Regions from separate parts of the Mus musculus genome. Here region 2 is linked to region 1. Evidence: chromatin contacts called from ENCODE Hi-C or POLR2A ChIA-PET data. All regions are on one chromosome and are shown on one strand. Each heading gives the region's core, a stretch centred on a gene start or an enhancer-like site at or near the end of the contact. The rest is flanking DNA. Distances are from core to core; before and after follow the strand shown.

Region 1 (6,903 bases), core at 1,492-3,991:
TTAGATTTATATATATATTTTTAAATTGTCTAAGTTACCTGGAGTTTTCCTTCGTGTGTTTCCTAAATGATAAGAAATCTAAAGGTGCTCACTGCATCAGAGGCCACAGAAAAATGAAACGGGAGAACTGATTTCATAGAGTTGTCCTCTGATCACTACACGTACACCGTGGCACTTGCACCCCACCACACAAGTCACCCTGTCTTGCACAAATCATACATATATACACCCATTAAATTTAAATAACAGTAATCTTAATTTTAGTGAAACTACATATGAGGAAGATATTATCTCTCACCATGCTTTTGTTGTAGTTACTTGCTTATCTACATGTTTTTCCTTAAACTAACTCTCCAACCTTAAATAATGAAAAAAAAAATAGGGCTGGAAAGATGGCTCTGCTGTTACGAGCATTTGTCGCTCCTGCAGAGTACCTAGGCCCAATTCCCAGCACCCACATGGCAGTTGACAACTATAACTCTAGTTACAGGGGCCCTGGTGCCCCTTTGTGACCTCCCCACACAACAGAAAATACAAGTAAATATTTTAAAAATAGAGGCTGGTGAGATGGCTCAGTGGGTAAGAGCACCCGACTGCTCTTCCAAAGGTCTGGAGTTCAAATCCCAGCAACCACATGGTGGCTCACAACCATCTGTAATGAGATCTGACGCCCTCTTCTGGAGTGTCTGAAGACAGCTACAGTGTATTTACATATAATAAATAAATAAATAAATATTTTAAAAAATATATTTTAAAAATATTATCCAAAGGGGATAAAGAGGTGGCTCAATGGTTAAGATCACTGACTGCTCTTCCAGAGGTCCTGAGTTCAATTCCCAGCAACCACATAGTAGCTCACAACCATCTGTAATAGGATCTGGTGCCCCCTTCTGGTGTGTCTGAAGAGAGCGATGTTTGCAGTTACGTAGAATAAATAAATAAATAGAAAAAAATTATAATTTTTAAAGTTATTCAAGACTGTCAACACTTTCATAAAATAATTCTCTTATTTTCAGTATAACATTCAGTTTTTAAATTGACAAGGGCACTGGGCGTGGTGGCGCACACCTTTAATCCCAGCACTTGGGAGGCAGAGGCAGGCAGATTTCTGAGTTCGAGGCCAGCCTGGTCTACAAAGTGAGTTCCAGGACAGCCAAGGCTACACAGAGAAACCCTGTCTCGAAAAACCAAAAAAAAAAAAAAAAAAATTGACAAGGGCTTATTTTATATCTTCCAAGTGGAACTCCATTTGGGAAGGTAACTATATTTGAAATGCAAATTCTTAGACCCCCTAAACGATAAAACTTCTTCCTACTAATAAAGAAGAAAAAAAGTAAATGAGTCCAACCTAGGGTTACTATGCTGCTCTTACTGTTAAATATGATAAGGTACAGCTTGTCACAACCATCCATAGCTGCAGCCACGGTGTTTATGAGTTGGAGGCAGGGGGATCAAGAGTGCAAGAGAAGTCTCTGGATAGCAAGTTTGAAGCCTGCCTGGACTCCAGGAGATCTTTTCTCAAAAACCAGATAAGGGCTAGAGAGATGGCTTAATGGTTATGAACACTGGCTGCTCTTTGAGAAGACCTGGGTTCCAACCCCTCCACACACATGGCAACTCACAACCTATCTGCAGCTCCAGTCTCAGGGGATCTGACACCCTCTTTTGGACTTCGTGGAAGTCTGCATGTAATGATACACAAACATACATGTAGCCCAAACACCTATCTACATAGAATAAAATGTAAATGATAAACCAAACAATAAAAAAAAATTGCCAGCAAAATGGCTGGGTGGATTAGGACACAGACTTAAGGTTCACTCGTGCTTATTAAATATCAAGGGAAAGCAGAACTCACTGTTTTGCTTTCAGTGTTGTGTAGAGAATTATGAAAAGACTAAATACCACCTTTACATAAAAGGTACCACTACTGCTGAATAAAACTGAATAGTAATTCCATACATATTATTTATTTTTCATATATTTCTTTAGTAAAACATTCGTGTCACATTGAGGAGGACAAAGTTATACATATGCTGTAATCCGCACACCTAAAGTCCTGACAGGCTGTGACAAAAGATTGGGCACAAATAGTTCTTCCTCTACCGTCAGTCAGCTGACACAGGGGAGAGTCTTGCGGAAAGGGGTTTGGGGTAGAAATCCAGTCGGTTACTAGAACTAGGTACATGCTAACTTGCTTTTTTTTTTTTTTTTTTTTTTTTTGTCTTTTTGTTGTTGTTTTGGTTTTTTGTTTGTTTTGTTTTGTTTTTCGAGACAAGGTTTCTCTGTGTAGCTCTGGCTGTCCTGGAACTCACTTTGTAGACCAGGCTGGCCTCGAACTCAGAAATCCACTACCTCTGCCTCCCGAGTGCTGGGATTAAAGGAATGCGCCACCATGCCTGTCTTGCTAACTTGCTTGAACCTTCAGCTTCCTTATCCCTTAGTTTCCGTTTGCCTGCATGTCTGCCTGCCTCACAGGATGGCTGGTATGAGAAACCAAAAGAATTACAGAAAGGGACTTTCAACATACGCTTAGGGGTTGGGCCTTGGCTCTGTCGCAGGTAGAGATGCCTGGAACCACAATTTGCACGCGCGTGTGTCTCGTCGGTCAATGGAATCCTTGACCCGGATGTACTACTGTACATCTCCGCAAACCCCGCCCAGAAGCAGTGGTTAGTAACCGGAAAGTCTCACGTTTAGCGGGCGTCCCGGAAGCGGAAGCAAGTCCGTTTCTTTTCTCCGTCCCTTACGTTCGTCCTGCGTTGTACCTGTTGTGCCAGGGCGGTTCGCTGAAGCGGTTCGGAGCGTGAAGAAGAGTGGAACCCTGAGTTCCCGGAGCATCAGCAGCCATGGCGGATGTGACTGCCCGCAGTTTGCAGTACGAGTACAAGGCGGTGCGTGTGGTCTCGAAGGACCGGTGCAGACAGGGGAGGTCGTGGACAGCCACGGACACTTGAGCGGGAGATCAGAGCTGGGTGAAGGATGGATTAAAACACGAAGGAAAAACCCCGTGGAATTTGGGGCGCTTGAGAATTTAGGAGTTGGGTTTTCCCCAGCCCCCTCAGCGCTAAACTCGCACCTTCTTCTCTTTACCCGCAATGTGCCCAACATTTTACCCAAATGTGGGCTGTTGTGGATGCTCTTAGGAGCGCTGGTCGTTCACCTTCTCAGACAGCAATAGTGCTCGCGCATCGTGTAATGCTATGTTATTTCTTCTTAAGAGCATGATTTTTTTTTTATTCCACTGTTTTCCCATCATCTGCTGTCACTGTAATAACAGGATTCAAAACTATACATATCAAAGTTTTGATAAAGTATGATCTTTTCAGAACTCAAATCTTGTGCTCCAAGCTGACCGCTCTCTCATTGACCGGACCCGCCGGGATGAACCGACGGGAGAGGTTCTGTCCCTGGTTGGGAAGTTGGAGGGAACCCGAATGGGAGATAAGGCTCAACGGACCAAACCACAGATGCAGGAAGAAAGACGGGCCAAGTAAGTACTAAGGGGATGCTGGATGCTATTTTTCCATCTAATGTAAAGCCCATCTTTAGCATTAGAGCAGTAGTTTTACTCAAGTTTATATGGAAGATGAGTGGTGTGTGCACAACAACCAAGGTTTAGAGCTTCTTTGGATTTAGGTGTAATGAAGTGGAACAAAATCTATTGATACCTTTTACTGACTCGTTTCTGATTCATAGATGTTAATTTTCTTCCGGTTATCTTTTTAAAAGATCTGTTTTATTTTTAATTACGTGCATGTGTATGTTCGTGTGGGTTTGTGCACACGTATGCAGATGCCTGTGTGGAGGCCAGAGAGGGTTTGAGAGTCCCTGGAGCTAGAGTTACAGGAGGTTTTGAGTTACCCAGTGTGGGGCTAAGAACTGAACTTGGGTCCTCTTGGAAAGCAGTACTGGGGTGAACAACTCGACTCTTCTCTCCAGCCCCATCCCCGACTGTTTTCAGGACTTGAGTTAATCTCCTCTCTGTAATTCACCTCCACCATGTTGTTACAAGCTTCTCTCCCCAACCCTTCTCTCCTTTTGTTGCCCAGCACTTCCTGATGATTTCTGTTGTCTTTTCATGTTGGTGGGTTCATTTCAAAAGTTAAATACTACTTACTTTATTTTGCCTGCCTTGCTTTTCTTTTCTCTTCTTCTCTTTTCTTTTCTCTTCTTTTCTTTCTTCAGAACAGAGTATCTTGCTCTGTAGACCAGGCTGGCCTTAAACTCAGAGATCCACCAGCCTCTGTTTCCTGAGCACTGGGATTGGAATTAAAAGTCCTGTGCCACCACCTCCCGGAAAATTGTGTTTTCTTTCCCCTCCGTCCCTCTCTCTCTCCCCTTTTAAAAAATATTTATTTTATGTATATGAGTACACTATAGCTCATCTTCAGACTGTAGCTGCCTTCAGACATGAAGAAGGCACCTCAGAAGAGGTCATCGAATCCCATTACAGATGGTTGTGAGCTACCACGTGTTTGCTAAGAGTTGAGCTCAGGACCTCTGGAAGAACAGTTAGTGCTCTTAACCGCTGGGCCATCTCTCCAGCCCTCTCCTCTCTCTTACTATGGAGTCTTAACAATCCCCAGGCCCTGTTTGATTTGAGTGCTTATGTTTTAGAAGAGCTTAATTATTGTTCCTTGGTCCTTCAGTTTTCAGAGTCTGACGTCTTTTCTAGTTGTTTATTGGGAGTCATTAAGAGTAAATTCCACTGGAGCCTAGTTTCTCTCACTCCTAAAAAGTGATGGATGCATCTAAGGTTAAAAAAAAAGTCTAAATCATATTATAAAATCTCATATGGATATAAAAAGATGTACATTTTAAGATAATGGAGACTGTATCTCATTGTAACAGCATATCAGAAGATGGCACATTTTCTTTCTATAAATCTGTCCCATAAAGAAGTGCTTCTTCAAATCACTAAGGTCTGGTAGGAGTTAATCATTTTGATTCATGTTCCTGCCTTCACATATTAGACGTATAGAAAGGGTAAGCTTGGCTTAGGAATGGCCAGTTCTTCCATTCAGCATCATGTTGTATGTCCTTTAGGAGGAGAAAACGTGATGAGGACCGGCATGACATGAACAAGATGAAAGGCTACACGCTGCTGTCTGAGGGCATTGATGAGATGGTGGGCATCATCTACAAGCCTAAGACGAAGGAGACCCGAGAGACCTACGAGGTGCTGCTCAGCTTCATCCAGGCTGCGCTGGGAGATCAGGTGAGCCAGTCTTACCTCTGGATTTTCCCAGTAGGATGGGGAGGGCAGTACCATTCGAGCAGAGAAGTAGTGAACATGTTCCAGGTCAGAGGCAGGCTGCTGAGTGCCTCTTTCACCTAGAGACATGTGGCAAGCTGTTGTGCAAGTTGTCTTCTGCTTCTGAAGACCACCTATGCCCCCACGCCCAAGCGCTCGGGCTGTCTCCAGGAGCTCACTAGTTTTAAGCACATGAGGCAACACTGTGTTAAGTCCTCAACAGCTCCCTCTAGGCTTGAAGGTTGCTTTTGTTTGTTGGTGTGAGATGAGGTCTCCTGCAGCTCAAGCTGACATCATACTCACTATGTATTTAAGCATGACCTTGAACTTTGGTTTTGTTGCTGCTTCCCATGTGCTAGGATTGCAGACTTGTGCCACTGTGTCCTGTTAACGAGTGTTCAAAGCCCAGGATGCTGCATATTTTCTTGTTTGCTTTGTATGTATATACACCATATAGCCCCAGTACCCTTAGCAAAAGAGGTTTCAGATCTCCTGGAATTTGAGTTGTGATTTTTCTTTTGAGCCATCATGTGGGTGCTGTGAATTGAACCCAAGAGCAAAAGCAACGCAGTCCTAACTTGTGAGCCACATCTCCAGCTTGTGTAGTTTTGAAGATGCATGCTTCTTTACTTTATATTGTCACAAAGCTGGTCAGTGCCCTTCTACATATTATTGTTGTACGTTGTTTGTATTCTCAGCCTCGAGATATTCTTTGTGGAGCAGCTGATGAAGTCCTGGCTGTGCTGAAGAATGAAAAGCTTCGAGACAAGGAGAGAAGACGGGAGATTGACCTGCTGCTGGGTCAGACAGATGATACCAGATACCATGTGCTGGTAAACCTGGGCAAGAAGATCACAGACTACGGTGGCGACAAGGAGATACAGAATATGGGTACCTGAGCTCTTTGTGTCCAGACCATGTTTTGTGGTTGTTGGCCTTTCTGTTGAATACTCAGCATCTTTGTTAAAATTTTAGAATAGCATTGTTTCCATAGCTTATGTTGTGTTGCTTAAAGAGAATGGTGATCTGCAGGCCTTTTGGCACAGGCTTATCCCAACAAGTCAGCCTGGTTTGCATAGCAAGTTCCAGCTGCAGGGTTCCTAAGCAAAACCCACCTAAGAAGAATAAAGTGGAGAGTTATCTCTTGATGTTTGGTTGTGAGCCTTATCCTTTAGTAGCTGAACTATCTCTGCCACCCTGGCAGCCATTTTTAAATTGAGACCTATTGTGTAGACAGTGAGAGAGAGCAGGGAGGGCTTAGGAGCTGAAGAAGCAGAGCAGGGTAGAATCCAGGTTGGCAGGCTTGAGAGGCCTTGGTGCTTGTTTTCGTGTTGGTTAAGTCTGTGTGTTCTGGCCTGAGAGTAAGCAAGCCAGGCAGCTGAGGAAATGGGCTTGAGTGTCTCCACACTAACCACTGCCCTCTCTTTGTAATCCCACATCTCCTCAGATGACAACATTGATGAGACTTATGGTGTGAACGTGCAGTTTGAGTCTGATGAGGAGGTGAGTGGCTTTAAATGGATCCCTTCTGTTGTGTGATGTTACCAAGGTAGTGGGAGCTCTTCTCATAAACTGAAATTCCTAGCTAAATGCGTTTTACAGTGTTTTGTGGTATACTTACAAATTTTGTGTCATTCTGCTTAAGA
Region 2 (7,710 bases), core at 885-3,384, 62 kb after region 1:
TAGGCAGCTTAGAGAGTAGACTTTGTTCACTGTCCCATTCAATTCTCAGCTTCTAGGCGGTGCTCTCCAAACGCTTTGCTTTGCATCTTTTGCAGCAGGGTCTCCCTGTATCCCAGAATGGCCGAGGACAGGAAGCAGTCCTCCTGAGTGCTGGGGTTGGTTACAGGCAGGAGCCACCACACCAGACCTCTCTGATATTTTAAAGCTCGTTCTGTGTGAAAAGGCATGAGTGGGCACTGCAGGAATGTGCCCAGCTCCAGATGGAATGGCAAGTCTCTCCAGTATAATTATGCACAAGTCCCCCTCCCCAGCCCCAGTTTCCTTGTTTGAAGAAACTGCTTTGGGAGCTGTCTGCAGGTTCTCCTTGTTAGAAACGCTTAGGGTCAAAAAGAAAAAGACTGCCACTCCAATTGAAGTGTCTAGACAAGGCAACCTAGGAAGTGCACTTGGTTTTTCTTCTAACTCAGATGGTAGCTGTGTCTTTTCCCATCGGCTGAGGGCCAAGCTCACGATCTTGCTTTGTACACCAGACTGTCCTCATACTCACAGAGAGCCAATCTGCCTTTGCCTCTGGAGTGCTGGTTAGGTTTGTGCCACCATGCCCTGCTAAGATTCTTAAGTTAAAAAAAAAAAAAAGAAAGAAAGAATTTACTGTAAAGCTTCTTGTGTTAATAGCAAACATGGGAAGAGTAAGACCACTGACCCAAATCAGCATGGTTAAATTAATTCATGTATGAGGGCTGCCTCCCTCTAAGGTGGGGTTCCAGAGATCAGCCTTGGATGTGAGGAAGACAAGGCTTTTATAGGTCAGTGGTAGGGAGTTTCCAAACGGGGGATTTGGTGGGTAAAATGGGCCGGGTCACAGAGGCACACTGTAAGCATAACAAGTTAGTTTTACAAGGGTCCCTAAAACAAAGGCACGGTTGCAAGGTAGGCCTAACAAGGTAGTCATAGGTGGTTGTATAGCCTTTTGAAATAGAGGTAGGGTTGCAAGATGGTTATACACAACTTTTAAAAAACAAAGAAATGACTACGATTCTAGGAAGAGACAGTACAGAACTATTTGTGGTTAAGGTTATAGGTGGGGCATAGCTCAATCCTTGAGAAACAGGTTTAATCATAAAAAGGAGTGAACTGGCTTGTCTTTACTATCTGTAAGATGACTTTTAAGACTAAAATGGAGGCAGACTGATTCTTCACTTAAGGGGCAGCTATTATTTCCATCTTATAACTGGACAGAGAATTTTTATTTATTTATTTATTTATTTATTTGAGACACACTGTTGCTCAGGCTGGCAATTTTATTTATTTATTTATTTATTTATTTATTTATTTATTTGAGACACACTGTTGCTCAGGCTGGCAATTTTATTTATTTATTTATTTATTTATTTATTTGAGACACACTGTTGCTCAGGCTGGCAATGCTCCTGCCTCAGCCTCTGGAGTGCTGGGATTACAGACATGAGCCACCAGGCCCTGGCTTAGAATACTGATGTATCCTGAGACTCCATGTAGTAACCATTAGGTTACATACACGTGGCCAGACAGGTTTTGGGAAACCTGGTTACTCTCCTACCTTGTTGCCTCCTCCGAGTCAGAGACTGCTCAGGCCTAACGCATTTTCAGAGAGCAACGGGTCACCCGCCCTCGAGTTCTCTGCAAGGTGTTCTTCGGCCCTAAGGATGGACCACCCGTACTCTCTCGGAGCCGGAACCCAGAACCGCGTCCCTGCCGCAGATACTTAGGAGGGCTCGGGGAATCAGGGCAAGGGGGACCAAGGAAGCTGCCCCTGGGCTGTGATAGGTGCGGGGTCACGTAGGGCGTGCACCGCCCCTCCCGGGACTGTAGAGAACAGGGAAACAGGCCGGGCCTCTCAGGACAACGGAACGCCACCGCACCTGACCGTGCCTCTCCTCCGGACCGGGTGAGACGTCCCTAAATGGCTGCACCGCCGGGTCCGAGGGTCACTCTCCAGGCGCCCTTGACAGGCCCTCCCGCCACGCCACCTAGCTTGCTACCAGGCAGCCCGGAGCAAGGGCGGAGGAGCACTTTGGCTTAGCCAATGAGCGCCCAGGGTTCTGAGATGCGCCCAATCAGAGTGCGGGCAGGACAAACAGGTTAGGTTGCGCGCACTCGGCGCGAGAGGCGGACACAGGCGCACGGGACCGCTTCTGCTGTGGCCTGGGACGGCCACCGCTTTGCTTCCCGCGCCCTGGCCGCGGGGGCCCCGCGAGTTCCCGCCGTACACACAGACGGGCGGGCTGTCGGGACCGAGAGGGCCTCGTGCAACGGCGCTCTCCTCGGAAGCCACGCTACCTCAGCCGCTTCTGCAAAAAGGCATGAGGGACGGCTCCTGGCTTCTGGAGCGTGAGGTGGCCTCGGGGTCAACCCGTTAAGGGGACTGCGCGGACGGCCCGGCCTGCCTTCCCCCAGCCCTTCCTCTCCGGGGCCCCGCGGCAGGCGCGGGAATCCACAGAGGCCGACATGTTCCCGAGGAGGCCACCGGCCACCCTGGCCGCCTGGCTGGCGGGCGCGCGGGGCGGGGGCCTGCTGTCCGCGCTGGCCAATCAGTGCCGCTTCGTGACGGGCCTGCGCGTGCGGCGAGCGCAGCAGATCGCGCAGCTCTACGGCCGCCTGTATTCCGAGAGCTCGCGCTGCGCCCTGCTCGGACGCTTCTGGCGCCGGCTGCGAGGCCGCCCCGGCCATGCCTCTGTTTTGATGGCGGCGCTCTCCGGTGTTTTCGTATGGGACGAGGAGAGAATCCAGGAGGAGGAGTTGCAGAGGTGAGCCTCTTGGCTGCAGTTGGCGTCCCTGTTCCGTAGAGAAGGGTGGGCCTGGGCGGGAGGTTGGTGGGCACCTTGGGGCTTGAGCTGTTGACAGTGCCCAGTTTGCCCAGTGGTCTTTTGAGTACGATGCAATAGATTGAACCCATTTTAGCACCCCGTGTTACTGCCCCCATGCCTGTTAAATCCACTTGTCAGGTTAAAAATAACCACAAGAGAGACGACTTCGAATGGGTAGTATGACACTAAAGAAAATACTCCAAAACCAAATTAGATATCTGAGGTATACAGGTGATTTTTCGGGTAATCAGTGTACCCAGAAAAGTGCAAATTCAAAATAGGGCTTAAAATAAGCCCAAGGGTGTGTGTGTGTGTGTGTGTGTGTGTGTGTGTGTGTGTGTGTGATGTAGCATGCCATTTATAAAATGACTGCGATCCAGATGGAACTCGGGCTTTGCGCGGACAGCCCACTGTCATTGTGACTTGTGTCTTGGCACATTCAAGAAGCTGGGAGGGATTTTGTCTGTTTGCACAAAGCAATGGCCTGGATATTCTAACCAGTAAGAGTTAGGTTAGGTTTTTTTTGTTTGTTTGTTTTGTTTTTACTGTTTTAGAACTCTTCGAATACTGTACCATTATGTTTTGTCTGTGGAAAAGCCCATTGGCATTGATTTATTTTTGTTAACCTGTAGTTCTGAGACTTTATAACTTTTAGATAGATAATCTTTAAAGGAAAGTGCTTTTACATTACATTTCTATATTCCTTTTAAACAGTCTCAAATTGTGCTCCTTACCCCTCCACCTAACACCCTCCATTCTAAACCGTAGTTTCAGTAACCAACACCAGCTTCTTCTAGATATTTCTTAAGGAGAGAACCTGTTTTACTTTTTTTTGTTTTTGATCTTAACGTTACAAATGAGAGCAGAGCTGAGCATGGTGGCTCATACCTTAAACCTACCTACCTCATACCTTTGGGAAGTAGAAGGAGGCAGAGTTCAAGGCCAGCCCGGTCTACAAAGAGAGTTTCAGGACTACACAGAGAAATCCTGTATTGAAAAACAAACAACGCCTGGCAGTGGTACCAAAAACAAACAAACAAACAAACAAACAAAAAACAACAAAAAAAGTCTTCTTTTTTTTCTGCGGCCATACTACCCTCAACACCCTCGACCTTGTTAAAAGCCATTTTTCTTTCTTTTTTTTTTTTTAAAGTTTTATTTATTATTATATGTAAGTACACTGTAGCTGTCTTCAGACACACCAGAAGAGGGAGTCAGATCTTGTTAGGGATGGTTGTGAGCCACCATGTGTTGCTGGGATTTGAACTCTGGACCTTCAGAAGAGCAGTCGGGTGCTCTTACCCACTGAGCCATCTCACCAGCCCCGCCATTTTTCTTACTAGGAAGATAGTCCCAATTATTTTTTCTAGCATGAGACTAGTTTTCAAATCAGTATTGCACAATTTGAAACTTACCATATGGATATTAATAGCAAATAGGTCACAATATAAACATTACTCTATTCTCAGTTTTTTTGTTTGTTTGTTTGTTTTTGTTTTTTCGAGACAGGGTTTCTCTGTGTAGCCCTGGCTGTCCTGGAACTCACACTGTAGACCAGGCTGGCCTCGAACTCAGAAATCCACCTGCCTCTGCCTCCCAGGTGCTGGGATTAAAGGCATGCGCCACCACTTCCAGCAAAAGAAGACTTTTTAAAACAACATTTTAAAGTCATAATCACAGGCAGTCCTGTGTACGCAAACGTTAAAGCATGAAAGCTGTTTGGTAATTTTTCCCCCCCCCCAGAGCTGAGGACCGAACCCAGGGCCTTGTGCTTGCTAGGCAAGCGCTCTACCACTGGGCTAAATCCCCAACCCCTGTTTGGTAATTCATAGTGTTCTTTTCTGTTCAGTATTTTGTGCTCCCTCTCCCCTCAGATTTTTTGAGGTAGGACCTGTCCATTATTTGCCCAGGTTAGCCTTGAACTTATAGTTCTCCTGCCTTGGCCTCCTCAGTGCTGGGATTTCAGTTGTGTACCACTACACTGTAGTTTCTTGTTGGAGAGGAAGCTAGGATGCAGGTGTGTGCAGTCAAGCTGGAACTGCAGAGTATGTTCTTCTCAAGGGCTTCGCATTCCATGTAGTGAGAAGATTATAGTTTTGCTTTCTAGCCTTTTGGTGCTTAAGAACATTTCACAGGCTGGGTGTGGTGGCGCTTGCCTTTAACCAAACACTCAGGAGGCAGAGGCAGGAAGATCGCTGAGTTTGAGCCAACCTGGTCTACATAGTAAGATCTTGGAAAGCCAGAACTACATAGAGAGACTAGGTCTCCAAAGAAAAGAGTGTATGAATGTACATCTTATCAAGTACAATCTAACTAATCTTATTTAACCTTACAAAATAATTTTGAATCATTGGTGCCTTAGCTATAGAAATAATTTTGTTAGTCTTCCCCACCCCTCTGCAAGTCAGGTTCTTACTCTATAGCCTAGGCTGGCTGGAAACTCATTATATAACCTACACTAGCCTCAAACTAGGACCACTCCCTCTGGCAAGAGAAATTAGATCTTTCTCATTTTATATTTTTATTATATTTATTTATTTATTCATGTGGTAAGTGTTGCTTTTGAACACTACAACCTTTGTGTGGCGATCAAAGAACAATTTGTAGTTGTTTCTTCTGGCATGTGGAAACCTGGGATCAAACTCAGGCCCTCAGACTTAGAGGCAAATGTGTGGTGGTTCTCTCCCCCTCCCCTCAACATCTCTCAATACCTGTCTAGAATTTTTATCCAGTTGGCTTCTTTTTGTTTGTTTGTTTGTTTTTGTTTTTTTCGAGACAGGGTTTCTCTGAGTAGCCCTGGCTGTCCTGGAACTTACTCTGTAGACCAGGCTGGCCTCGAACTCAGAAATCCTCCTGCCTCTGCCTCCCAAGTGCTGGGATCAAAGGCGCCCAGCCCAGTTGGCTTCTTAAGCAAAATAATTTTGCTGACTATTATTGGTGCTAGCTGGTGTTCTGTGACACTGGGAAAAATCCCATGGAAAAGTACAGCTCTGTGTGTGTGTGTGTGTGTGTGTGTGTGTGTGTGTGTGTGTGTGTGTATGTGTGTATGTGTGTAAGTTACAGAAACAAAAAGAGGAAGGATGTTAGGAAATATGAAAATATAGGGGGAAATGTTCCATTGACCTCATTTTTTTAAAAAGTTAAGTTTACTGCTCAGAAAGTTTGAGGAATTCTACTTAATGAGAAATTAGTTCTAGTAAATTTTCACAAAGAAAATTGGCCATTTCCCTTTTTCAGTTTTTTTTTGGGGGGGTGCATTTAGAATACATTAAACTTTTCAGTGTATTTTTTAGCTAGTGAAAAATCTATCTGGCTTAAAGGAACTTAATGGCCACAGTCAGTTTGGTGTCTCCTACAGACAAAGCCTTAGATTATCGAAACAACATAAATGGACCTTGAGATTTGTTGGATTTGTTTTTGTTATTTTACCATTAACTAACTGCTCCAAAAATGCCATGAACTAGTTTATGTCTTATTTCAAGATATGTCTCATATCAGTAGTAGCTGAAAAAACTCTAATCTTATTTTTGTTTGTTTGTTTGTTTGGCTTTTGCTTTTGTTCTTAAATTTTATTTAACTTTATTCTGAGGCAAAGTCTCACTATGTAGCTCTGGCTGTCCTGGAATTCACTATGTAGACTAGGGTGGTCTGGAAATCAGAGAAAGATCCACCTTCCTCTGACTCCTAAGGCATGGGATTAAAGGCATGCTCCACTATGCCCAGCCAAAATTCCCTAATTTGGACAGTAGTGTGGAATTGGAGGAGCTTTGGTTAGGTGAAGCAGTTGTTGTTTGCGCCGCTTGCTGGGGTGGCCTTACCAGGATTATTTGGAAGCCTGGATCACATTCTGTGGTAAGTGCAGCACCCTGGCTGAGTCCCATGTTGGCATGCTTACCCTGTTTTCATTGTGTGTCTTCAGTTTCTTCAGTACATGCCTCTCTCAGATACTGTTTTGGAGAAAGGAAAGCATCTCTGTCTCCCCTTCATCCTTGTACTAATCTAATCAGCTCATTTTGTTACTATTTCAGGAATAATCTCTTTTGCCCTTTTCTCTTTTATTAAGTCTTCTTACATGGGAAGATTTAGACACTTATCCTGTCTCAACAAGATTAGATACCATAGGAGAGAGGCGTTTCCTTTCTCCACATGCTGTCTATGATATTGTTTATGCTCTTGTGTGCTTTGTCAGTCTTATTACCATTTAGAAGTTGAAATCTTTCAGGGGTAGCAATGGCCAAGTCCTCCTCCATCATTTGTATTGTGCTTTTCCAATAGTACATGTGTGTGGGGTGCTGTAACTGGCTTTGAACTTACTATGTGGGTAAACCTTGTACTACCCCTAGAGTACCTGCATGCTAGACAAGCACTCTTACTTAATTGAGCTGCATCACTAGCCTGAGCCCCTGGTGTTAGTAAGACATTTAACTAGGGGAAACAGATTTCTGCTTCTTGTCATATTCAGGAATGGTGCTTGTTATTTAAGAATGCATTACTAATGCCCAGCTGTGATGGCACATGCCTTTAATCCCAGCACTTGGGAAACAGCACTTAGGCAGATCTCTTGAGTAATGAGGCCAGCCTGGTCTACAGAGTGAGTTATAGGACAGTCAAGGCTACACAGAGAAACCTGTTTCAAAAAAAAGAAAAGAAAAGAAAGAAAATGAGTGCTTTTCTAAAGCCATTTGCACATGCCTTTTAAATCCCAAAATTCTGGAAACACTGGCAGGTAAAAGATCTCTGTAAGATAGATGCCAGCCTGGCAGTCTGGTCTACATTGCAAGTTCTTTCTATAGAGAGACCCAGTCTCAAAAAGGGGATGGCGGTGGGGGAAGAATGCTTTAATTAGTCCTGTACAGGGCCCTTG

What was found. A loop is a pair of places that touch in the nucleus more often than their neighbours do. ChIA-PET counts read pairs that join two places held with the same protein, here RNA polymerase II (POLR2A).
Region 2: a loop to region 1 is called in a map of gastrocnemius, with 6 times the contacts of the local background. The contact joins the promoter of Stard7 here to the promoter of Snrnp200 in region 1. A Hi-C loop is called at or near these places in 1 of 37 maps with a recorded cell type or tissue (gastrocnemius). POLR2A ChIA-PET finds 5 or more read pairs at or near these places in 3 of 5 experiments (Patski and embryonic stem cell).

The regions. Positions count from the first base shown.
Region 1 is chr2:127,205,645-127,212,547 of GRCm38, forward strand. Snrnp200 (small nuclear ribonucleoprotein 200 (U5)) reads left to right here and starts at 2,742. Exons shown (of 45, transcript NM_177214.5): 1 at 2,742-2,894; 2 at 3,330-3,493; 3 at 5,050-5,221; 4 at 5,956-6,148; 5 at 6,705-6,760. The coding sequence starts at 2,850. It overlaps 1810024B03Rik (RIKEN cDNA 1810024B03 gene), which reads right to left and starts at 2,636. Exons shown (of 2, transcript NM_198630.2): 1 at 2,531-2,636.
Region 2 is chr2:127,268,095-127,275,804 of GRCm38, forward strand. Stard7 (START domain containing 7) reads left to right here and starts at 2,135. Exons shown (of 8, transcript NM_139308.2): 1 at 2,135-2,786. The coding sequence starts at 2,488.